2 separate regions of the Homo sapiens genome follow, and region 2 is linked to region 1. Evidence: read pairs that join two places in POLR2A ChIA-PET (ENCODE). Cell type or tissue: Caco-2. All regions are shown on one strand. Links, peaks and the distances in the headings refer to the core of each region. The heading gives the core; the rest is flanking DNA. Region 1 holds the start of ST3GAL2 (ST3 beta-galactoside alpha-2,3-sialyltransferase 2). Region 2 overlaps COG4 (component of oligomeric golgi complex 4).

Evidence for each region. ChIA-PET counts read pairs that join two places held together with the same protein. Peaks named below come from ENCODE experiments on the same cell type or tissue, not always from the same donor. Only the 100,000 strongest peaks of a DNase experiment are listed, where the experiment ranks them.
Region 2: POLR2A ChIA-PET joins it to region 1 with 6 read pairs; 8 of 35 experiments call an interaction of 5 or more read pairs at or near these places.

The regions. Positions count from the first base shown.
Region 1 is chr16:70,429,977-70,446,535 of GRCh38, forward strand. ST3GAL2 (ST3 beta-galactoside alpha-2,3-sialyltransferase 2) reads right to left here and starts at 9,124. Exons shown (of 7, transcript NM_006927.4): 1 at 8,973-9,124. It also overlaps the pseudogene RPS27P26 and the pseudogene RNU6-23P. RefSeq lists enhancers at 658-1,349, 711-820, 3,554-4,114, 7,076-7,255 and silencers at 8,796-8,995, 9,096-9,275. In Caco-2, for the core only: a CTCF peak has its summit at 9,344; DNase peaks (open chromatin) are centred at 7,285, 8,229, 9,295, 10,193 and 1 weaker place; H3K4me3 peaks cover 2,503 bases.
Region 2 is chr16:70,489,350-70,497,349 of GRCh38, forward strand. It overlaps COG4 (component of oligomeric golgi complex 4), which reads right to left. Exons shown (of 19, transcript NM_015386.3): 11 at 7,872-8,000; 12 at 6,917-7,082; 13 at 981-1,043. Among named protein-coding and RNA genes, the nearest start is that of COG4, 30 kb to the right of the region's middle. In Caco-2, for the core only: no CTCF peak of the experiment used is centred there; no DNase peak of the experiment used is centred there.

The DNA of each region.
Region 1 (16,559 bases), core at 4,343-12,342:
ATCCTATATGCATTCAACCAGACCAAGCCCTAGACTGTGAAAATCAGCTGCACCCTCATGCCCCCTGAGAATAACAAGCTGCTTTCCCTTGAGGACAGCCAAACAGACCTGCCCTGATGCTCCTGGGCCCTCGGCCAGCCCAGGCCTCCACCTGGGCCTCTGGGCTGCCAACAGAGGGCCAGCAGGCCTCACTTTGTCTGCACAGCATTAGTGGCAGGGTATGCCCAGGGATCCAGGCTGGGCAGGAACTGCCAGGACTGGCAGCATGGGTGGAAGACAATGCCCTCTAAAATACCTCAGCCAGGTCTGAAGGGGCTGAGGTATGCAGACAGCTGGGCACTGCCACTTGAGATGAAAACTCACACTCATTCTAGAAGCCTACCCACTGTTGCTTTAAGGACAAGAGTAAATTGCTTTTCAGGCACTGAGGAAAATCCTTCATCAAACAGCCACCACTGTGATCTTGGGCTGCACCTCCTTGACACAAACTATTGACCTGCTTCCCATGCCACAGCCTCTTCCCGTCTAAGGAAGTACCAGTGTTGGCCCCCTTCACGAGGGGAGCCTGAATGGGATCCCCATTCCTCTCCTCACCATCTCCTCCTACCCATGGACCTGGGGTCTCCCCTGAGCCATGCTGGAGGCCCCAGAAACCAGCCAAACACTAAACAGGCCTGGATCCAGGGAAATACTAAGCCCTTTGGGACAGGAAGGAGCAGAGAGAGGGCCAGGCCCCAGAAACTCCCTTGTGGTCTGGCAACCCGAACCCAGGACTCACACTGCTCCCTAGAGCACCCAAGAGAGGTGGGAACCGAGGAGGCCGGGGTTCTCTCCTCTCCCTTTACTTTCCCACACAGCCTCATTCCCTTTGGTTGCTGCCATCTTTTCTTGTGTAGCCTAGGGACTCCACACAGGCCCACAGAAACTTTCACTTCCCCCTGAAACTCAGGTTCCAATTCACTGCCTGCATCAAATCGCTGGTGCTTTGTGTTTAACTGAACTTGGGTAGGAACAAAGGTTGGGGAAACCTGACTTACAGGGCAGGGGAGATTCCATATTCTACTAATGTCCCTTGCAAACAAAAAGGAAGCCTGCAAAGAAGACAGGAAGGAGGGGGCGTGGGGGAGGCAGGCAGCAGGGGGTGGAGAGGTGGGGGTGGCAGGGCGGGGCAATCTCCTGACGTGTGCCTCTCCTCATCTTCCCCTCTTCACTGTCAGCCCTAGTCCCTCTAAGTTCCCTTTAGCCACACAAATATCTTGTTGATTTTTCCACACCAAAGTAGTTCCCTGTAGACCAATTAGCTATTAACATTTGTTGCCAATTTTCTCCCTCCAAAGGCTGCTGACCTGCTGAGGCTGGGGGGCTGCTGCCTGCCCGCAGGGCTAGGACTGCTCAGTCAAGAGAGAAAAGACAGAGCAGGTCCTTGGGTCATGCCGCAACACCTCAGGGTCCCCTCTCTGCCCCTGGGCCCCGCAATGCCACCTCCCAGGAGGACGGGCCCCTTCACCTAGAAACCAATAGCATCAGAAAGAAGAAGCTGGGTTGTTTTCAACATCTGATACCAGAACTATGTGTGTTGTGTTAATTATCACCAACATGCAAATAAAATTTAGCCAGGTGGGAGGATCACTTGAAGCCAGGAGTTCAAGACCAGCCTGGGAAACACAGCAAAACTCCCATCTCTTTAAAAAAAAAAAAAAAAATTGGCCAGGTGCAGTGGCTCACCTCTGTAATCCCAGCACTTTGGGAGGCCGAGGCGGGCAGATCACGAGGTCATGAGATCGAGACCATCCTGGCTAATACAGTGAAACCCCGTCTCTACTAAAAATACAAGAAAATTAGCCAGGCGTGGTGGCGGGTGCCTGTAGTCCCAGCTACTCGGGAGGCTGAGGCAGGAGAATGGCATGAACCCAGGAGGCAGAGCTTGCAGTGAGCCGAGATGGCGCCACTGCACTCCAGCCTGGGCAACAGAGCGAGACTCCGTCTTAAAAAAAATATATATATATATATTTTTTTTTAACTTAGCTGGGCACAAAGTAGTGTACACCTGTAGTTGCTGCAGCTACTCAGGAAGCTGAGGTGGAAGGACCACTTGAGCCCAAGAGTTCAAGGCTGCAGTGAACTATGACAGCACCACTGTATTCCAGCCTGGGTGACACAGCGAGGCCCCATTTAGCATGATTGGTAAAATTTTTAAAAATTACATTTTTTCCTCTAGATTTACCTTGGCCCTTGTTCACCTTATTGTACATGGTAGTATCCACTGCATTAATAGTTGGTAAAACAGCAAACATATTTGAATTGAGGGAAAGTCCTCTTCACTCCAGGAAGATGACCTGCTCTAAGAATCTGCAGGGATAAGGCACCCTTCAGCATAGCTCCTCCTGCCTCCACCCAAGACAACTCTGTTCCCTCCCTCCCACCCATTTCTGCAGCAGGAAACCACCAGGGCTCAGCTAGAAAGCTAGGATTGCCCAAAGCCCAGCCTGTGCCCTGGAACCCTACAAGGTCCACAACGGCAACATGGAAGCCTGACAATATGTTGTAACTACAACAATGATTTATAAATAGCAACAAGAAGTACGCTAAAATGGCTGGTTAGGGACATAGGCAGGGGTCCCTGATGAGCATGGCATAACTGGAGGAAAAAGCCTGATTTCCCCCAGATAGCAGGCAAAGTTCAGACCCCCCTTCTTGCGACATGTCACTTGGAGATGTCTACCCTAATAGCTGAATGAGGACTTATCATTAACAAGCACTCTGAGCAGAGAGGAAGGAAAACTCGGTCTCAGAAAGCAGGGCCAGGCCCTTTAGTTGGTAAGGACTCAGGTGTGTGGGACGGAAGCTGGGACACAGGAACTGAAAGCACAGAAGGGGAAGGAGGAGAAGCCCATCCCGGGCTGCATGTGGAAACAGAAGAGATGCAAAAGCACCCAGCTGGCAGAGAGCCCCAGCTGTGTCCACCACATAGAGAGCCTCTGGGGCTCGGCGGCCCCACCGCCTCAGGGCAAGGCTCCCAACCTCAGGAAGCTCACCAGGATTCCGGGTGTGCGGTCAGCATAAGCACACAGCTCCTCCAAAGCGAGGCCACATCACCTTCTCCTAAACTCTTCCTCCTCCTGACTGCCCCATTTCAGTAAAGGAACCAGCTCTCATCACCAGGCACTGAAACTCCAAGCCCCAGCCCATCAGTGTCTGCTCTGAAGACAGCTACTTTTGCAAGCTCTCTAGACTCCGTCCCCTCTTTTCCACTTCTACTGCCAAGTGCCGGCCTGCATACCTCAATTGGACTCTATCTAGTTCTCCATCTCCTCCCTCCCTCCTCTCCCTGTCCCCTTATGACCCAGCCATACCCTGCTGCCAGTTTGCCCTCGGTCTGCTCAGAAACTAGTCAGACTAAAGCCCCCTGCTTCACCACCTGTCAGTTCAAGTCCTTATCCAGCACCTGTCTGGACAGATTTTTTGCAGTGTGTATTTTCTCTCCTTCTGGAGAGTTTTGCTTTTGGATGCAGGGTTGCGAGGGAACTGCCCAACATGCCACCAGCCCTTCCCTGGCCAAGGAAGGGAACAAGGGAACACGGCCCAGGCTGGGCCAACCAGACACTTCCTCCCTCAGATATGAATCCCAAGCAGTGATGACAAAATGAGTGAGCACAGCTGGAGCAGATGCATCCTGGCAACAGCGGTTCCCTGAAGAGACTGGCCTTTGGTTCCTGCTGCACCCACTCCAAGACCCTGGAGGGGACCTGGGTCCTGAGTCATCACTCTGATTTTATAGTTCCCACAGCTTTCCAAGGAAATGCTTTCCTGCCAAAGGCAGCCAAGTTGCTGCTTGCAACCAAATAGGATTCCTTACTACTTTCTAAATAAATCCCCTATGCTCTAGAAAAAAGGGACAACTCCCTAAATGTGCCTTGTGATAGCCTTTCTTTGTACCTGTTGGCCTGCACACCCCCTCCAGCCCACAGGCACTGCTTGGAAACCTACCCTTAGAGGCCCATCCCAAATGCCTTTTCTGAGCTCCCTATGGGGATGACTTCGACCTCCTTTAACTGGCCACATTTCCACTGTAGATCTATTGGTGGACTCGTCTTATCCCCCTCCCAGGAACAGCAACTTGGACATTACTGTCTCCTCCACAACACTCAGCACAGTTCTCAGCTCAAAAAGACTCAGACTTGGCCAGGCACAGTGTCTCACACCTATAGTCCCAGCAGTTTGGGAGGCCGAGGCAGGCGGATCACGAGGTCAGGAGTTCGAGACCAGCCTGGCCAACATGGCAAAACCCCGTCTCTAGTAACAATACAAAAATTAGCTGGCTGTGGTGGTGCGTGCCTGTAATCCCAGCTACTCGGGAGGCTGAGGCATGAGAGTCGCTTGAACCCAGGAGTCAGAGGTTGCAGTGAGCCGAGATCACACCACTGTACTCCAGCCTGGCAACAGAACGAGACTCCATCTCAAAAACAAAAAAAAAAAAATTCAGACTTTTGGGGGCAGACAACCCCAAAGGACAATTAAGGTTTGTTGAGCACATCAAGGAGCAGGAACTAAGAGCAGGGGCTGTGCATCAGAAAGACATGAGTTTCAACCCCAGATCCTCCTGCTGTCTGTTTGGGCACATCTGGTAAGTTCTGTAAGTCTCAGTTCTTCATCTACAAAGCAGCGGCAACAACACCCACCTTGCAGTGCTGCTGTGAGGATTCACTAACACCTGAGAGCATCTAGCACCATGCCTGGCTGGCAGCAAGCACTCAATGAACAGCAGCCATAATTCAGGCTATTAGCAGCAACTGGTTTAGCAGCCACTCCGTTGGCACTGGAATCAGGAGTCCCAGGGCCACTGTGTGACCCACAGTGTATCTCTGGGTTCCTCAGTAACCCTACCTGGGTCTGTATCTGCCTTATAAATGTTCCACTGACCTGTAAAACAACAGTTGGAAAATGCTTTGCAAAGCACAATGTAAGTGATGCCTCCTGCATTTCTAAATTTCAAAGACTCCCAGGTATCCTGTCCAGTGTGCAGCCATGGCAGGACTTTACTTGGCAGGCACCCCAACCCACTTGGTTGGGGAAACAGGCACAGGCCAGACGAGGGCCCGGTTCAGCAATTTGCTTCGATATCTTCACACAGCCACCCTTTTCCAAAGCCATGGCTCCTAAATTTCCTGCTTGGTTGTGGGGCCTTGCTTCAAATAACCGTGGGGCAGTGTCCCCCCAGTCATTACCAATCCTGGGCAACATCAGAATGAAAGAAAAGCCAAACCAGTACAGCTGCCAGAACAGCCTGGTGGGGAAGTAAGGTGGAAGAAAGTCCCTCTTAAGACTTTACATCTAGCTGGCTGGGCGCAGTGGTTCACGCCTGTAATCCCAGCACTTTCGGAGGCTCCAGCGGGCGGATCACCTGAGGTCAGGAGTTTGAGACCAGCCTGACCAACATGGAGAAACTCCATCTCTACTAAAAATACAAAAAAATTAGATGGGCGTGGTGGCGCATGCCTGTAATCCCAGCTACTTGGGAGGCTGAGTCAGGAGAATTACTTGAACCCGGGAGGTGGAGGTTGCGGTGAGCCGACATCGTGCCATTGCATTCCAGCCTGGGCAACAAGAGTGAAACTCTATCTCAAAAAATAAAATAAAAAATAAAATAAATTTTAAAAAAATACAAAAATTAGCCGGGCATGGTGGTGCATGCCTGTAATCCCAGCTATTCCAGAGGCTGAGACAGGAGAATCGCTTGAACCTGGGAGGCAGAGGTTGCAGTGAGCCGAGATCTCGCCATTGCACTCCAGCCTGGGCAACAAGAGGGAAACCTCGTCTCAAAATAAAATAAAATAAAATAAAATAAAATAAAATAAAAAAGACTACATCTAGCTGGGCGGAGTAGCTCACGCCTCTAATCCCAACAGTGGGAAGCTGAGGCGGGCGGAGCACCTGAGGTCAGGAGTTCGAGACCAGCCTGGCCAACATGAAGAAACCCCATCTCTACTACAAATACAAAAATCAGCCGGGCATGGTGGCAGATACCTATAATCCCAGCTACTTGGGAGGCTGAGGCAGGAGAATAGCCTGAACCTGGGAGGCGGAGGTTGCAGTGAGCTGAGATCACACCACTGCACTCCAGCCTGGGTGACAGAGCAAGACTCTATCTCAAAAAAAAAAAAAGACATCTGGCCAGGAGCGGTGACTCACGCCTGTAATCCCAGCACTTTGGGAGGCCAAGGCGGGCGGATCACCTGAGGTCAGGAGTTCGAAACCAGTCTGGCAAACATGGTGAAACCCCGTCTCTACTAAAAATACAAAAAGTAGCGGGGTGTCGTGGCGTATGCCTGTAATCCTAGGTTCCTGTCACCCCAGGAAGGGGTGGCCAACAAGGCCGAGACAAGAGAATTGCTTGAACCCTGGAGGCAGAGGCTGCAGTGAGCCGAGATCATGCCACTGCACTCCAGCCTGGGCAACAGAGTGAGACTTCGTCTCAAAAAAAGAAAAAAAAAAAAAAAAAGACTTCGCATCTGCTTGGATTAATCTCTCAAGAAATTGTGATGACCCCAAACCAGTGGTTCTCAAAGTGTTAGCCCTAGGGAGCTGGAGAGAGATGCAAAATATAGGCTCCACCAAGATTAAACCATAAAACTCTGGAGTCCCCTCACACACACACAATCTGTGCCTTAACCAGCTCTCCAGGAGACTATGACTCTCAGTCAAATGTGAAGAATCCTTCCCTAAACCTGTAACCATGAGACCTTCCGCTGTAATTCATTTACTGAACACCCACTAGGTGCTAAGGACCAAGCCAGGTGGTGGTATTTCAGAAAATGAGGACACATTTGAAGAGCATCCACAGTCTAATGAGAGCCAAAATGAAGTATACAAATATGGCCAAAATAAGGCAGGATGTGGTATAGGACAACGCAAAATAATCCATTTCCCACCCCTCTCCCCAGGCCCTACCCCTCAGGTCTTCTTTTGCCATGAAAAGACATGGAAAAACCAAGCCTCCCCAAATCCCCAATCCTGGTATTGCAGACTCCTTAATCCCAGGTGCCTTCTCGAGAAGAGTGGTCCTTACCCTGAGGCTTGGCCGGAGTAGAAATGCTCCCCTGAGGCCATAGCCAGTGGCTCTCAGAAGCTTGGCTTTATCTGGGATTTGCACTCCAAAAGTTCCCAGGAGCCATCAGCGTGCCACAGCACATCACAACAATGCGCTCCCAGGCAGGGTCACTCCCACAGGCCCCTGCCAGACTTGCAAGCAAGGGTGCAGAGGCAGACATAAACACCCACACAGACAGTTGGCCCCCTGGCCTCCCTTCCTCCATTCTCAAGTTACAAGGTTAAAAGCATCCAATTCACAGCCAAGGGGGAGGGCTGGGAAGGGGGTTGCTGAAGCAGTGAACCATCTGGTTCAGATCAAGATTGCTCCTTCAGGAACCCACATAACTCCTAGAGCCTCCTGTCCCTCCTTTCCTCCACCCAACCCACTGGGAAACTGGGGATTGGGGTAGAATGGATGACTATCCCCCTCTGCCCCCCCCGCAAAAAAAAAAAAATCTGAAGAGGACAAAACAAAAAACCTGAATAATACAGGCAAATCTGTGCCACCTCTCTGAGCCCTCGTTCCCTCTAAATCCTGAGTCCCACGACTAAACTTGAGATCACCGCCCACATACTCTGTGCCTTCCTCCACAGAGAGATCAGGGCAGCCAGCAGGCATCCCTCCCTGAAAGGGCAACCCCTCCAAAGTTAGCAGCAGAAGCAAGATGAAGCTTAGGGGTGTGGTCTCCCAGACTCCTCTTATGCCACCATCTCTCTAAAAACCAGCGATACCTTCCACCTGAGAAGGGCTTCAGAGCCCACCAGGCAAGGAAGGGGTGGCCAACCAGCTTCCAAACATCCGTCCCAAAGACGAGGCGGGAGTGTGTTACTGGCCAGAGGTCCCAGAGTGCCCTGTACTCCCCCGGAGGCTTTGACTGAAAAGAGGCCCCAGGTCCCTGCCTGCCCCCAGCACCTCTCTAGCCCCTTTCTCCAACACCACCTTTGACTCAATCCTCCGCTCCTTTACGCAGCTGTAAAGCAAGAGGGAAGATGGGAGACGGGAGATGGATGCAGTTGGCAAAAGATAAATCGAAAGGCTAACTTGAGCAAGCAAGCAATTGGTGCTGACTCCTCTACAGGCAGAGGGAACCCGGAGTGGGTTATGCGAAGGAGGGAAGGCCAACAGGAGCGGCAGGAAGCTAAGGGGAGACTCAAGTGAGCTCAGCCCAGAGCTGTAGCAGGGGGTGGGAAGTTTGGTCCAGTCACAGGGGAATGACTGGGGGTAAGAAATGACTTCCATTCCAAGGCAGAGAAGGAACAGGAGAGAGGAGAGACGAGGTTCAGACCAGCCTCCACGGGACTGGCGCTTTGGCCAAGTTTCTGGCTTCAGCCGTGCCTCAGTTTCCCCAAAGTAGGAAGGTCGAGCCGTGAGAACTGGGCCACTGAGGATGGTTAGGGGGCAGTGCCAGGTAGGGGAAAGATCACAGGGGAGAGAGGAAAGAGGAGCTGATGGGGCAGACAGGCTCTGGCCAAGAGTGGGGCCGGGGTCTCCCAGGTGGAGCAGAGGCCGGGAGACCCAGGGTTAGCGGTACGAACTAGGGAGTGGACTGGAAGTCGGGACCAGGGCAGAGAGCTCTTCCGAGGGCTGGGGCTGGGGCTGGGGTTGGGGTTGGGGGCTGCCGGCAAAGGAGCGGAGCGGGAGCCCTGGGAGGCTGGGAGCGGCTGGACGTGCAAAGCAGAAGGCGGGGATCCGGAATGAGGCCAACGCGCGCGGACCCCCGCCCACACGAGGGAGCCCGGCGCCCCGACCCGGGGGAAGTTGCCGGGCTGGAACGGGCCGGTCTGGGCCGCTGGGCCGCGCCAGCTGCCCGCGCAGGGGAGGTCTGGGCAGCCGGGGGCCCGGGGCGCTCTGCATCCCGCCCGCCCTCATCCCACCCGCGCACCTCAGTCAGCGCCCGGCGCCGCGCGGGCCATGCTCGCCGCTCCGGCCGCCGCCGCCGCCCGCGCAGAAAGCCGTCGCCGCCGCCGCCGCCGCCGCCGCCGTCGTCCGGACCCGTTAGCTCGCAGCTCTCTCGTCCGCCCGCCGTGGGCTAGTCCCGCCCTTGCCTGGCCCAACCCTCCCCGAGCGCCGCCGCCGCCGCCGCCTCAGCCCGGCCCCTCCCCCCACCCCTGCCCGGCTTGAAGGGAAGGGTGGGGGACAGGGGCGACTGCCCCCACCCCATTCACATCCTCCCCGTCTCTCCCTCCCTCCGCCCCCCGCACGCGCGCCGGCATGCTGGGATATGGAGTCCAGCGGGCGCTGGGTCGCTAGGGGCGCCCCGCATCCAGGACTACATCTCCCAGAAGACAGCGCGCGCATCCCAGGGATTGTGGGCTTTGTAGTTTCGCTAGGGCTCAGGGGGTCCGCCGTGCAGGAGGGGAGACGGAGGGGGATGGGAAGTCTTCATTCTCAGAAGGCCGGGCTCCAGCGGCTGGAGCAGACGGCCCCGAGCCGGGTTGGATACGTGGGTTCCTAGGGAGGTGCACACTAGCCGAGGACGCCTCTCAGATGCTGCTGTGGCCAGCTGCTGACGAGCCCGGCCGGAGGGCACTGTTCCCACTCGCGCTCTCAAAGAGCCGCGACCTGAGGCCAGCTTGGCTTCACGCCCGGGCTCTGAAAGCCCGAGCTGCGGTGGGGCCGCTGCGCCCTGGCCTGAGGGGAGAGAGACCCCATCAGCGGTGCGAGCGGGGGTTTGGCCTCGCTGGACTTTGTGTTCCCCACCTAGGAAAAGAGGAAAAGGGGGCAGAGTGTCTATTGGTTCCTCATCCACCGGGGCATCTCCCCCTTGCAGGCTCTCTCTTAGATGCCCGTAGCTTCCTGCTGTTGAGGGTAAAGTGAATGCATTTTAAATATTTGCCATGTCTTTTATTAGCCCATCCTTTCCCTAACTTCCGCACCTATTTCAAAACCTTTATGAAACTCCAGGTAGACTGCAGTTTCGCCCTCCAACAGGCTGAAGTGAGGCTGAAGTGGTTCTGAATTTTTGGTGTGTATGGGATCCTCTTGGCCAGCTTGTTTAAACGCAGATTGCTGCCCCCACCCTCAGCTTCTGGTTCTTTTAGCTCTAGGGCAGGCCCCAGAATTGGCATTGCTACCCCGTCTCCAGGTGTTGCTCATGCTGCCGGTTACTACCTTGATAACCTGATAACCTCTGCTGTTGGTGTTTGCTGCTAACACACCGGTATCCTCTTTCAAGGATGGCCCTTGTGTGGGATAATTAATAATGGCCCTGAAGAGCCAAACCCGGAAAGGCAGGGTCCCAGTCTAGTCCCCTTTAGCACAGGAACGCTCTTTGTTTTTGCTCAAGGTCTCACTGTCGCCCAGGCTGGAGTGCAGTGATGTCATCACGACCCCAGCACTTTGGGAGGCTGAGGCAGGTGGATCACATGAGGCCAGGAGTTAAGACCAGCCTGACCAACATGGCAAAACCCTGTCTCTACCAAAAATGCAAAAATTAGCTGGGTGTGGTAGTGCGTGCCTGTAATCCCAGCTACTTGGGAGGCTGAGGCACGAGAATTGCTTGAATCTGGGAGTTGGAGGTTACAGTGAGCTGAGATCATGCCATTGCACTCCAGCCTGGGCAACAGAGTGAGACTCTGTCTTAAACAAAAAAGGGCCAGGCGTGGTGGCTCACACCTGTAATCCCAGCACTTTGGGAGGCTGAGGCAGGTGGATCATGAGGTCAGGAGTTCAAGACCAGCCTGGCCAAGATGGTGAAACTCCGTCTCTACTAAAAATATAAAAATTAGCCGGGCATGGTGGCAGGCGCCTGTAATCCCAGCTACTCAGGAGGCTGAGGCAGGAGAATCACTTGAATCCGGGGGGATGGAGGTTTCAGTGAGCCAACGTCGCGCCACTGCACTCCAGCCTGGCCGGCAGAGCAAGACTCCGTCTCAAAAACAAACAAACAAACAAACAAACAAACAAAACACCGGCAGACTCTCAACACAAGTGATTTTACCCACCCTCCTCCCTCCACATTAAAAGGCTTCTACAGAGGCGGGTCACAGTGGCTCACGCCTGTAATCGCAGCACTTTAGGAGGCCTAGGCATGTAGATTGTCTGAGCTTAGGAGTTTGAGACCAGCCTAGGCAACGTGGAAAAACCCTGTCTCTCTTTATAAAAAAGAAAAGAAGGCTGGGCGCCATGGCTCATGCCTGTAATCCCAGCACTTTGGGAGGCCGAGGCGGGTGGATCACAAGGTCTGGAGTTCAGGGGTGGCCTGAACTCTTCCAGCCTGGCCAAGATGGTGAAACTCCGTCTCTACTGAAAATACAAAAAATTAGCGGGGCGTGGTGGCAGGCGCCTGTAATCCTAGCTACTGGGGAGGCTGAGGCAGAGAATTGCTTGAACCCAGGAGGTGGAGGTTGCAGTGAGCAGAGATTGCACCACTGCACTCCAGCCTGGACAACAGAGCAAGAATCCGTCTCAAAAAAAAAAAGAGACTTAAACAGTAATATAGTTTCTAACAGCTCAAGGTCACATCCTGGGATGACCCAAACCCACCTTAAAGTGCCTGCCTGAGAAGGCGCACCACTGCCGAAAGAATTTACTGTTCCAGGCGACACCCAATCATAGGCTCTGACTACACTTTCTCAGAGCATTTACTAAAAAGGGCTCACAATTGTGAATTCCTTATCTGATCCTTTGAGATGTGTAAGTATCTTCTACAACTCAAGAGTGTCTTTCTCAAGGACCTGAAAGCCATTCCTTGAATGTCGTCATCCTGAAGGATAAGGCCTCTTTGTGGGAGGACAGAATCCTAACTTTGATAATTGCCAGCTAGTGGACAGAGCTGTACATTGACCAATCCTTTGCAATTTTTCATGTCCCTGACTCTACCGAACCCCTGCTTGCCACCTTCCCTACTCCTTCATCCACTTTAAAACACAACTAGGCCAGGAACAGTGGCTCACACGTGTAATCCCAGCATTTTGGAAGGCCGAGGTAGGCGGAGCACTTGAGGTCAGGAGTTCGAGACCAGCCTGGCCAACATGTTGAAAGCCCATCTCTACTAAAAATACAAAAAATTAGGGCCGGGCGCAGTGGCTCATGCCTGTAATCCCAGCACTTTGGGAGGCCAAGGCGGGCAGATCATGAGGTCAGGAGATCGAGACCATCCTGGCTAACACGGTGAAACCCTGTCTCTACTAAAAATACAAAAAAAATTAGTCGGGCCTGGTGGCGGGCACCTGTAGTCCCAGCTACTCAGGAGGCTGAGGCAGGAGAATGGTGTGAACTCGGGAGGTGGAGCTTGCAGTGAGCTGAGATCACACCACTGCACTCCAGCCTGGACGACAGAGCGAGACTCCGTCTCAAAAAAAAAAAAAATGCAAAAAATACAAAAAATTAGCCAGGTGCAGTGGTGGGTGCCTGTAGTTCCAGCTGCTTGGGCGGCTGACGCAGGAGAATCACTTGAACCTGGGAGGCAGAGGTTGCAATGAGCTGAGGTTGCAATGAGCTGAGATCGCACCACTGCACTCCAGCCTGGGCAACAGAGCAAGACTCTGTCACAAAACAAACAAAAAACACAAGTTATCTTGCCAGACTCACTGGCTTGTGCCTGTAATCCCAGCTACTCTAGAGGCCGAAGTGGCAGGATCACATGAGGACAGGAGTTTGAGACCAGCCTGGGCAGCGTAACAAGACCCCATCTCTAAAAAATAAATTTAAATTCCCAGTCACTTCTGTACAAATCAAAGTTGGGCCAAGTTCACGCTGGACCCTCTTCCCTATTGCAATAGTATATTACAAATTAAAATCTGTTCTTACCACCTTTTTTTTTTCTTTTTAGAGACTAGGTTTTGCTGTCTCACCCAGGCTGGAGTGCAGTGGTGTGATCATGGCTCACTGCATCCTCGAACTCCTGGGCTCAAGGGATCCTTCCACCTCAGCCTCCCGAGCTGGAACTACTGGCACGCACCACCATGCCCAGCTAATTTTTGTATTTTTAGTAGAGACAGGGTTTCACCTCGTTGACCAGGATGGTCTCTATCTGTTGACCTTGTGATCCGCCAGCCTCAGCCTCCCAAAATGCTGGGATTACAGGCATGAGCCACTGCTCTGGGCCTTTTTTTTTTTTTTTTTTTAATGTCTTTTTTGACTGGGCAAGGAGGCTCATGCCTGTAATCCTAGCACTTTGGAAGGCTGAGGCAGGCAGATCACTTAAGGTCAGGAGTTTGAGACCAGCCTGGCCAACATGGTGAAACCCTCTCCCTACTAAAAATACATAAGTTAGCCGGACATGGTGGCGGGTGTCTGTAATCCCAGCTACTCGGGAGGCTGAGGCAGGAGAATCACTTCAACCCTGGGGGCAGAGGTTGCCGTGAGCCAAGATCGCACCACTGCACCCCAGCTTGTGCGACAGCCTGCCTCAGCTTCCCGAGTAGCTGGATTGTGCCACTGCACTCCAGCCTGCATGACAGAGCAAGACCCTTGTCTCTCAAAAAATAAAAGAAAATGTACCAAGTAGCTAATAGGAAATGTGCAATCATACAGTACTTGTCCTCTTGTGACCAGCATATTCTACTTAGCATAATGTCCACAAGGTTCATCCATATTGTAGCATATGTCAGAATTTCCTTCCTTTGTAAAGCTGGATAATACTCTATTATATGTACATACCACGTTTTCTTTATTCATTCATCTGTCAATGATGGGTTGTTTGTAGCTCTTGGCTACTTTAAATACTACTGCTATGAACATGAGTGTACAAATATCTCTTTGAGCTCCTGCTTTCAATTGTGTTGTCTATTTTCTTTTTTTCTTCGAGACAGGGTCTTGTTCTCAATTTTTGCTTCAAAATAATCCAGGTTTGAGGTATAGGTATAGATACAACAAGGTTGGTTAAATTGATAATTATAGAAGAGATGAGGCCACGCATGGTGGCTCACACCCATAATCCCAGGACTTTGGGAGGCCGAAGCAGGCAGATCACTTGAGGTCATGAGTTTGAGACCAGCCTGGCCAACAAGGCGAAACCCTGTCTCTACTAAAAATACAAAAATTAGCCGGGCATAGTGTCACATGGCTGTAATCCCAGCTACTTGGGAGGCTGAGGCAGGAGAATGGCTTGAACCCAGGAGGCAGAGGTTGCAGTGAGCAGAGATCGTACCACTGCACTCCAGCCTGGGCAACAGAACGAGACTCTATCTCCAAAAAAAAAAAAAAAAAAAAGAGGGGATGAGTAGTTTCTCTGGGTTAATTAATTATAACAATTTTTCATCTTTGAATATATTTGAAGTTTCCATAATAAAATGATTTTTTGGCTGGGTAAAAACTAATCAGGCGTGGTGATGCATGCCTGTAGTCCCTGCTATTTGTGAGGCTGAAGCAGGAGGATCAATTTAGTCTGGGAGGTCCAGGCTGCAGTGAACCATGATTGTGCCACTGCACGCTAGCCTGGGCAACAGATCAAGTGAAATTGCTGGATCATATAGTAATTTTTTTTTTTGCTCATAATCTTTATTGGAAAATGGACACCAAAATAGATCACTATTGTATACTTTGCAAAATCAAACATAATTATGAATACATTATCTTGGTAGATGAATTAGAATTGCTAGACTTATGATAAGGCTTTCTGTGAGATAACACAGATTCAGGAAGTGGTGTGGATCACTCCATTTGTGTTGCTTTCCTCTAAGTGAACACCCTCTGTGAGTCTGGGCTTTCCTTCTGTAGGCTGATACTGTTGAACAACCCACACAAAGAACCACTGTCTGAGCATGGCTGAAAACTATGGTAATCTTGGGACAATCTCAACATTTTACAACCATAAAATAAGAATTTGGACTTTGAACTAGCCATTTCTTTTATGATTTTTCTTTTCCTCTTCCAAAGACGGATGTAATAAATCTGTAGCCAAAGACTTGATCCTTTCGCAAGCCCTGCCTGTCCAGTCCAGATCTAGTAATTCTAGTGTTTTTTTTGTTTTGTTTTGTTTTTGAGATGGAGTCTTGCTCTTTTGCCCAGGCTGGAGTGCAATGGTGCAATCTCAGCTCACTGCAACTTCCATCTCCCGGGTTCAAGCGATTCTCCTGCCTCAGCCTCCTGAGTAGCTGGGATTACAGGCACATGCCACCACACCCGGCTAATTTTTGTATTTTTAGTAGAGATGGGGTTTCACCATATTGGTCAGGCTGGTCTTGAACTCCAGACCTCGTGGTCCACCTACCTCGGCCTCCCAAAGTGCTGGGATTACAGGTGTGAGCCACCGCGCCCGGCCTTCAATTTTTTTTTTTTTTTTTTAGTATGGAACGCTTCATGAATTTGCGTGTCATCCTTGCGCAGGGGTCATACTAATCTTCTCTGTATCGTTCCAATTTTAGAATATGTGCTGCCGAAGCGAGCACTCTAGTGTTAATTTTTTGAAGAGCACCATACTGTTTCCCGTATCTGCTGCACCATTCTCCACTCCCACCAACAGTGGACAGGCTTCCAATTTCTCCACACCTTCACTAACACTTATTTATTTATTTATTTGAGACAGAGTTTCGCTCTTATTGCCCGGCTGGAGTACAATGGCACGATCTCAGCTCACCGCAACCTCCACCTCCTGGGTTCAAGCGATTATCCTGCCTTAGCCTCCCGAGTAGCTGGGATTACAGGCATGCACCACCATGCTCTGCTAATTTTTGCATTTTTAGTAGAGACGGGGTTTCTCCATGTTGGTCAGGCTGGTCTTGAACTCCTGACCTCAGGTGATCCCCCTGCCTCAGCCTCCCAAAGTGCTGGGATTACAGGCGTGAGCCACCGCACCCAGCCTAACACTTGGTATTTTCTCAGAGCATCACTCTTCTTTTTTTTTTTTTTTCCCTCTGTACCTCAATGGGATGCAAAGGGAGCATCAAGTTTCCCCTTACCCTTCTCCTTCTCCTTCCCTTTCCTCTCCTTCTCGTTGTCCTTCCTCCTTCTTTTTTTTTTTTTTTTTTTGGACAGAATCTTGCTCTTTTGCCCAGGCTGGAGTGCAGTGGTGTGATCTAGGCTCGCTGCAACCTCCGCCTCCCAGGTTCAAGCAATTCTCCTGCCTCAGCCTCCCGAGTAGCTGGGATTACAGGTGCCTGCCACCATGCCCAGCTAATTTTTGTATTTTTAGTAGACACGGGGTTTCACCATGTTGGCCAAGCTGGTCTCGAACTCCTGACCTCGTGATCCGCCCGCCTTGGCCTCCCAAAGTGTTTGGATTACAGGCGTGAGCCACTGTACCTAGCCACATCACTCTTAATAAAACAAATGCAGATGAAAATCACCACACTGAGATATCATTTTTCACATACCAGATTGGCAACAATCAAAAAGCTTGATAACTATCTTGGCAAGAGTGTGGGGCATTCTTATCCACTGCTAGTGTAACTGGAAATCTGTGCCACCTAATCCCAAAATTCTGGGATTACAGATGGGAGACACCATGCCCGGCCTTTTTTTTTCTTTTTTAGTTTTCTTCCTCCAGTGCCAAGGAATTGGCTTTTTTGCGGGGTGGGGGGATACA
Region 2 (8,000 bases), core at 1-8,000, 55 kb after region 1:
TGGGATTACAGGCGCCTGCCACCATGGCTGGCTCATTTTTTGTATTTTTAGTAGAGATGGGGTTTCACCATCTTGGCCAGGCTGGTCTTGAAGTCCTGACCTCATGATCCACCCGCCTCAGCCTCCCAAAGTGTTAGGATTACAGGCATGAGCCACCTCACCTGGCCTTGATCCTGATTTAAAAAAAAAAAAAGTTTTTTTTTTTTTTGTAGAGATGAGGTCTCACCACATTGCCCAGGCTGGTCTCAAACTCCTGGCCTCAAGTAATCCTCCTGCCTTGGCCTCCCAAAATGTTAAGCTTACAGGTATGAGCCACTTGGCCTCAATCCTGTTTTTTCATTAGGCTACCCAAGAAACACAAGCTAGGGCTGGATGGAGCTATGCATCTCATTTCGTAGATGAGAGGACTGAGGCTCAGAGGGCTAAGGGACTTGTCCAAGGTCACACGCCAACTATGTGCTGGAAGATCTAATTTGTGTGTTATTTTGAGATAGAGTCTGCTCTGTCGCCCAGGCTGGAGTGCAGTGGCACGATCTCAGCTCACTGCAACCTCTGCCTCCCGGGTTCAAGTGATTCTCCTGCCTCAGTTTCCCAAGCAGCTGGGATTACAGGTGTCTGCCACCATGCCCAGCTAATTTTTGTATTTTTAGTAGAGATGGGGTTTCGCCATGTTGGCTAGGCTGGTCTCGAACTCCTGACCTCAAGTGATCCACCCGCCTTGGCCTCCGAAAGTGCTGGGATTACAGGAATGTGCCACCGTGCCTTGCCTGGAAGATCTAATTTGAATTCTGATCTTCCAACTCCTGAGCTTTTCTCCCTGGTCCAAGGATGCCTTGCTATCATGTCAGTCACCAAAGAATCCCCTCAAGTGTGGCTCAATGTCACCAAGATAAGTGTCTTCACCATGATGTTTGTATAGGGCTCTATCTCAACATGGGAAAAGATGGCTGCTGACCACTGATAGGCAATTTCCCTCGTACCTCCAGTGTCTTCTTCAGAGTGGAGATGTTTTCACTGCAGACTTCCACGTTGTTCAGAGTCACCTGGGAGATGAGGAAGGAAGAACGTGACTTCCTGCTGACTGTGCCTGCCACCCACTCCAATGCCAGACTGGCTGACAGCTGTGCTCCATGAAGCTCAGAGAAGGGCTGGCTGGAGTTCAGACTTGCGCTAATGAAAACCCACACTGCTACATCTGAGCAGGACGCTCAGATCTTGGATTGGGCAGAATGGGGAAGCAGGCTCGCCCTTTCTTCTGTGCCTGATGACAGGGAGCCTAAAGCTATCAGGACCTCAGAGGTAGTGAGCTCAGGTTTCAGGTCTTCTTTTTTTGTTTGTTTTTTTGTTTTTTTGAGATGGAGTCTGGCTCTGTCACCCAGGCTGGACTGCAAGCTCTGCCTCCCGGGTTCATGCCATTCTCCTGCCTCAGCCACCCGAGTAGCTGGGACAACAGGCGCCCGCCACTACGCCAGGCTAATTTTTTGTATTTTTAGTAGAGACGGGGTTTCACCATGTTAGCCAGGATGGTCTTGATCTCCTGACCTCATGATCTGCCCACCTCGGCCTCCCAAAGTGCTGGGATTACAGGCGTGAGCCACTGCGCCCGGCGAGGTTTCAGGTCTTCTTGTACTGTGTTACCTACAGAGCAGAAATGACTCAGGCATACAGGTCCAGGATAAGTTCTGAGGCTCCAAACGGTCAAGCCCCAGGTCAGTGATACAAAGCCTGACATTCATTAAAGAAAAGCTTCCAGAGAGCCTGCCACCTATGAGGTATTTTCTCATTCTTTATCTCATGGAGTCTGCTAAATACCCCCATAGAACACGTATTATCAAGCCCAGTGCACGGGAGGAAATGAGACTCCTCAGAAGGTAAAATGATTTGGCCAGGCACGGTGGCTCACGCCTGTAATCCCAGCACTTTGGAAGGCCAAGGCGGGTGGATCACCTGAGGTCAGGAGTTCAAGAACAGCCTGGCCAACATGGTGAAACCCTGTCTCTAATAAAAATACACACAAAAAAATTAGCCAGGCGTGGTGGTGCACATCTGTAGACCCAGCTACCAGGAGGCTGAGGCAGGAGAATCGCTTGAACCTGGGAGATGAGAGGTTGCAGTGAGCTGAAATTGTGTCACTGCACTCCAGCCTGTATGACAGAGCAAGACTCTGTCTCAAAAAAAAAAAAAAAAAAAAAAGCTGGGGCAGGGTAGCTCATGCCTGTAATCCCAGCACTTTGGGAGGCCGAAGCAGGTGGATCAAGAGGTCAGGAGTTTGAGACCAGCCTGCCCAACATGGCGAAACCCCGTCTCTACTAAAAATACAAAAAATTAGCCAGGCGTGGTGGCGGGTGCCTGTAATCCCAGCTACTCGGGAGGCTGAGGCAGGAGAATTGCTTGAACTTGGGAGGCGTAGGTTGCAGTGAGCTGAGATCACGCCACTGCACTCTAGCCTCGGTGACAAGAACAAAACTACGTCTCAAAAAAAAAAAAAAAAAAAAAAAGTAAAATGATTCACGAAGGTCTGACAGCAACTGATTCAGCAAATATTTACTGAGCACCTGGATGTGCCAGGCACAGTTCTAGGCACTGAGAGAAAGCAATTAACAAAAAAGACATGGTCCACTCCTCACAGAGCTGACATTCCAGAAGGGAAGCCAGATAGTAAACAAATGCATTATATAATGCCAGGAAGAATAATAAAGCAGGAAAAGGGACAGACACTCAGAGTGACAAGGCCACAAAGCTGGAGCCAGGCTTAGAATTCGGGTCTCTGAGCTTCCAGATGGATAAACAGGTGGAGGTTCCTGGACAGTGGCCACCTGGGGAGGGCATGGAAGCTCCATACCCCTTCCCCCATAATTTGCCCTATTCATCTCTTCATCTGTATCCTATATAATATCCTTTATAATAAACAAATAAACTAAAAAAATGAATTCAGGTCTCCCTACTCTGGTCCAAAGATGACTTTTTTCATAACACGACTGTCTTACAGACTAGGTGCAGAAATACCAATGATAAAAGTAGCATGGAGGCCAGGCGCAGTGGCTCATGCCTGTAATCACAGCAGTTTGGGAGGCCGATGCGGGCAGATCACCTGAGGTTGGGAGTTCGGGACTAGCCTGACCAACATGGAGAAACCCCGTCTCTACTAAAAAAAATACAAAATTAGCCGGGCGTGGTGGTGCATGCCTGTAATCCCAGCTACTTGGGAGGCTGAGACAGAAGAATCACTTGAACCCAGCGGGCAGAGGTTGCAGTGAGCCAAGATCGCGCCATTGCACTCCAGCCTGTGCAACAACAGCAAAACTCCGTCTCAAAAAAAAAAAAAAAGGTAGCATGGGCACGGTGGCTCACACCTGTAATCCCAGCACTTTGGGAGGCTGAGACGGGTGGATCACCTGAGGTCAGGAGTTCGAGACCATCCTGGCCAACATGGCAAAACCCCGTCTCTACTAAAAATACAAAAATTAGTCGGGTGTGGTGGCAGGTGCCTGTAATCCCAGCTACTTGGGGGGCTGAGGCAGGAGAATCGCTTGAACCTATGAGGCGGAGGTTGCAGTGAGCCAAGATCGCGCCATTGCACCCCAGCTGGGGCAACAAGAACGAAACTCCATCTCCAAAAAAAAAAGTAGCATGGGGCAAAATTATTAAGGCACTAATTGCTCTGGCCATTCAGAGGAAAGAACAAACTGTTTCGGTGTAAGGCATTCAAGGAAGGTTCCATGACAGGGTTGGTAGCTGAGCTGAACATAAAAGGGTAGAACATAATTCTGACAGGAGATGAAGGTGAGAACATTTCTCCACCCCCAGCAGCCTCTCTCCAGCTCACTGTCCTATTTGATATTTTCTTAATGGTCCTTAGGATTTCCTGACATTCTCTGGTTTATCTATTTCTTGTCTGCATGGATCTAGCCTGTTTTCTTCACCACTGCGTCTCTATACAGCACTGTCTACCTTTCTGCTTGATGGAAATATTCTAACTGCACTGTCTGGTATGGTAGCCCTCAGCCATGTGTGGCTATTGAGCACCTGAAGCATAGCTAGTACAACTCAGGAAGTGGATTTTTAATTTAAATGTAAATTTCAATAGCCACCTGTGGCTGGTGACTACCATGTTGGGCAGTGTAGCTCTAGAACCCAGAACAGTGCCTGATATTTAGAAGTTTCTCAATAAATATTTGTGCAATGAGTAAGAGAGTGAATGAACATATTCTGGAAAGGGGATAATATAAGCAAGTGCAGAATGGCACAAAACCCAAAAAGGTATTTGAGAAATAGCAGAGTCAGTTCACAGACACGTGCAGGGAAGTGGCAGGAGGTAGAGCTGCGAGGGGCAGAGACTGACGGGGACTTGGGTGCTCTGCTGCAGAGTTAGCCCTGTGACCTGTGGACAGTGGGCTGGCACTGAGGATTTTTAAAGCAGGTGAATGCCACATGAGCACAGCTGTGGTTCAGGAATACTCATCTAGAGGCCGTGGGAGGGAGGAAATAGAGGGCCTGGGGATCCCACTGCCTGTAAACTGGTCTGCTGGTGGCATGATGAGGAAGGCAGGGGTGAGGTAAGGAGGAGCCAGTCTTCGAGACATGAGTCAGGAGCTTCAGGATTTCAGGGTAAAAGGAGGATCTCAGAACCCCAGGGGCTGTGATTAGGAAGTCCCTCTCATCTTGCCCAGAGTGCTTCCCTTGTCGGTGTCCTGCAGCCAGTGCTGAAAGTCATGATGCTGACAGTGCTGCTTAGGCCACTCTGATTGTGGACAGATAAGCCTAAAGGTCTTTCTTTAATATGCCACAACATGAGGCCTCTAATGTCACAAGTTTCCAAATAACTGTCCTGTCCTGACAGCTGAAGGATGAAGGCCATAAGTGTTTCCAAGGCATTTAAGAGCACCAAGAATAACTGTCATGAGGACTTCTGGATTTGAGTTCAAATGGTATTGATTTCAAAGTTTCCCCTGTACTGACAGCCCTAGTAAGCGTGGATTCACTGGGTTTATTCCCTGCCCACAGTGCATGATGTCAGTAAATTTGGAGAATTCATCTAGACAGCCAAATGAATCAAGGTGACATAAAAAATAGGCCCTGCAATGGGAGTGATGACATTTTAAATACTTGGTGTCAGGAAAACCAGAAACCTGTCACCAAGCATTTAGCATCGCCTCTCTTTTTGGTCTTATCTTCTGGGGCCTCAAACAATGAAACTGTGTTAATGGGAGGTCCTCACAGAGCGAATATGCACTGGCCGGTTTTGGAGACATGTAGTCAAGTGGTGGAAAACGGAACTGGAAAGGTGGTATGGGTTAGAGTTAGGAGGCTTAAACAAAGACATCTAGCTTTGATGTGGTAGGCAGCAAGCAGCCAATGATTATTTCTGAGCACAGAAATGAAAGTAAGTTCTGTAAAAAAAATCACAAACAAAATAAAAATTTAAGTTGGTTCATGATGTGATGCTGGTTGCTGGGCATTTTGGCAAAGTTCTCCAAAGGTAACAACTTTCACAGGCAACAGTTTTTTGGATCTGATCTTTTTTTGGCAGCAACCATGATATCCTAGATTGACAGAAACCATACACAGGGCAAATATTTTCTATGACAGGAAGAGAGTGGGGCTGCCTAAACAGCTTTCACATTGGATCTGTCTCATAACTAGTTACTATGGGTTCCTCTGCACAGGGCTTGGTAGATATTAGCAAGTTTAGGCTTCTCTCTCTGCAAGTAACAGCTCTGAACTCTTTTGGGGGTCACAGATCCTTTTAAGAATATGATAACCAGGCACGGTAGCTCATGCCTGTAATCCCAACACTTTGGGAGGCCAAGACGGGTGGATCACTTGAGGTCAGAAGTTCGAGACCAGCCTGGCCAACATGGCAAAACCCAGTCTTTACTAAAAAAAAAAAAAAAAAAATTAGCCAGGTATGGTGGCGCATGCCTGTAATCCCAGCTACTCGGGAGGCTAAAGCAGGAGAATCGCTTGAACCTGTGAGGCGGAGGTTGCAGTGAGCCAAGGTCATGCCATTGCACTCCAGCCTGGGGAACAAGAGCAAGACTCCATCTCAAAAAAAAAAAAAAAAGAATCTGATAAAAGCTAAGGAAGGACCCTGTGACCCAAAAATGCATGTGAACATTTTTGCGTCCAACCCCACTTGTGGGCTACAGATGCTACTAGATGTTTCTTTCAGGCTCTGAGCCTCAGGAGTCAAGACTCAGGGTGCGGCCAATGTGGGGGATGGAGCAGAATGGACCTCGGACTGTGCTACTCCCATGCGTGCTAAGACAGCGTGTGCCAGAGAGGCCTGATCTTGAGCTTAGGATTCATCTGTGGTCTTTCTGGCTCATCACAAACTGGTTGTTGCTTTGTACAAATCCTTTCATCCTTCTGTGCTCCTCCTTTCCAAGCTGTCACACAATGGAAGGCTTGCTGCTTTATCACATCTGTCATTCTGGGTAGCAAAGGGCTTTAATAAAGCCTCCTTTCCAGAGGAAGTTGAAAGCCTAAGACATGTACTAGCAGAGCAGTGATGGCAGGCCCGAAGGACTGGCGCCTGCCCATGCTGCGGGCCTCTCCTCAGAGAAGCAGTCTGGTGGTCTGGCACAGATGGTAGAGCTGGTTCTGTGGCAGATGCAAGCCAAGCTTGGCACTCAGTGGGCTCCTGAGCAGCTGGCCAGTGCTCTGGGGAATGAATTCTAGGTGACAGCTGGACAGCCCAGCCTCTATCGTGGCTCAGGTGACTCAGAATATGTCCCTGAGTAAGAAATAGTTTCAGAACCTTCTGGGAGGAAATTCCCTTAAAGGAGGAATTTTCCTTCTATATAGACACTGGAGGAAAAGTCTCTAGCTAGAGGCCAATTATACTGTGGCTTAGCAGTGATAGCGTAACCTCTCGAGATAAACCAACCCAGCTCGTGAGCTGTGGGGTACCTACCAGGAAGGACATCTTCGCCTCGTCAGTACTCTCGATGCCTTTTGTGTCAAATTTGCCTTGCTGGAGGCTGCTGTGCATGATGTTCACGGCACTTGTCACCCCGCGCTGGATGTCCTGGAAGGTGGTGGCAGGAAAGCCCATCCGCAGCTTATTACACAGAACATCCCTGGGGGGCAGGATTGCATAGAGGAATTGACAGTGCTCAACTTGGCCACCAGGACAGAAGGGCCAGTCTTCACCACTCTGACCCAGCAGCACAAGGTGCTCTTTTAGGGGGAATAACCAGTCCTTAAGACCACTGTAGGAGACCTGAGGAGCCAGGGTATGAAAGTAACCAGCACCCCGTCAAGGACACTGATGTGACAAGAACATACAGGGGAGACTGGCCAATCTCTACTGTTCATGAGGCTTTTAGCCATCACCACTGCACTCCCAACAAAGCTGTGCGGCTTAGTGAACGCAGTACCATGTAGGAGTTGAGAACAGGTTTTGAGTCACTCAGTTCTGGATTCCACCACTGACTCCTAAGTGGTGGATCTTTGACGAGGACGGAATCTCCCTAAAGCACAGTTTCTTCATCTATAAAACAGAGCTAACAGTTCCTACTTCATAGGGTTGTTATTAGGACCTCAAAAGCGCAGGAGATTAGCATAGTGCTGGGCCTGTAGCAATGGTACCTATTGGTGGTATTATTCATCTGAACTGCCTGTTCTCTTTCCTACGTCTAAGGGCCCATAGCTCCTTCAGTCTAGTCCAGGGAACAGAAATTTGGCCCATGAGATATATGGCTGACCAACAGCTTCCTGGAGCCAAGGATACTATCTTAGGGATAGGAGCTGATGTCCTGTATAGAACTTAACTAGAATCATGAGGACAAAGGGCAGAAACAAATGGGCCTCAGGAATCAACAGGAAGGGCCTTTCTGCCTAGAAAGGAGAAAGGGAGTCAACTGTACCTGAAGTCAGACTCCAGCTCTGTGGTGGCGAGGTTGATCATGGCACAGAGACAGTCAATGCTGGAGCTGGACAGAGCCCGCCCAATGCACTTCTTAACAATGTAGAAGACATCATCCACCATGCTGGAT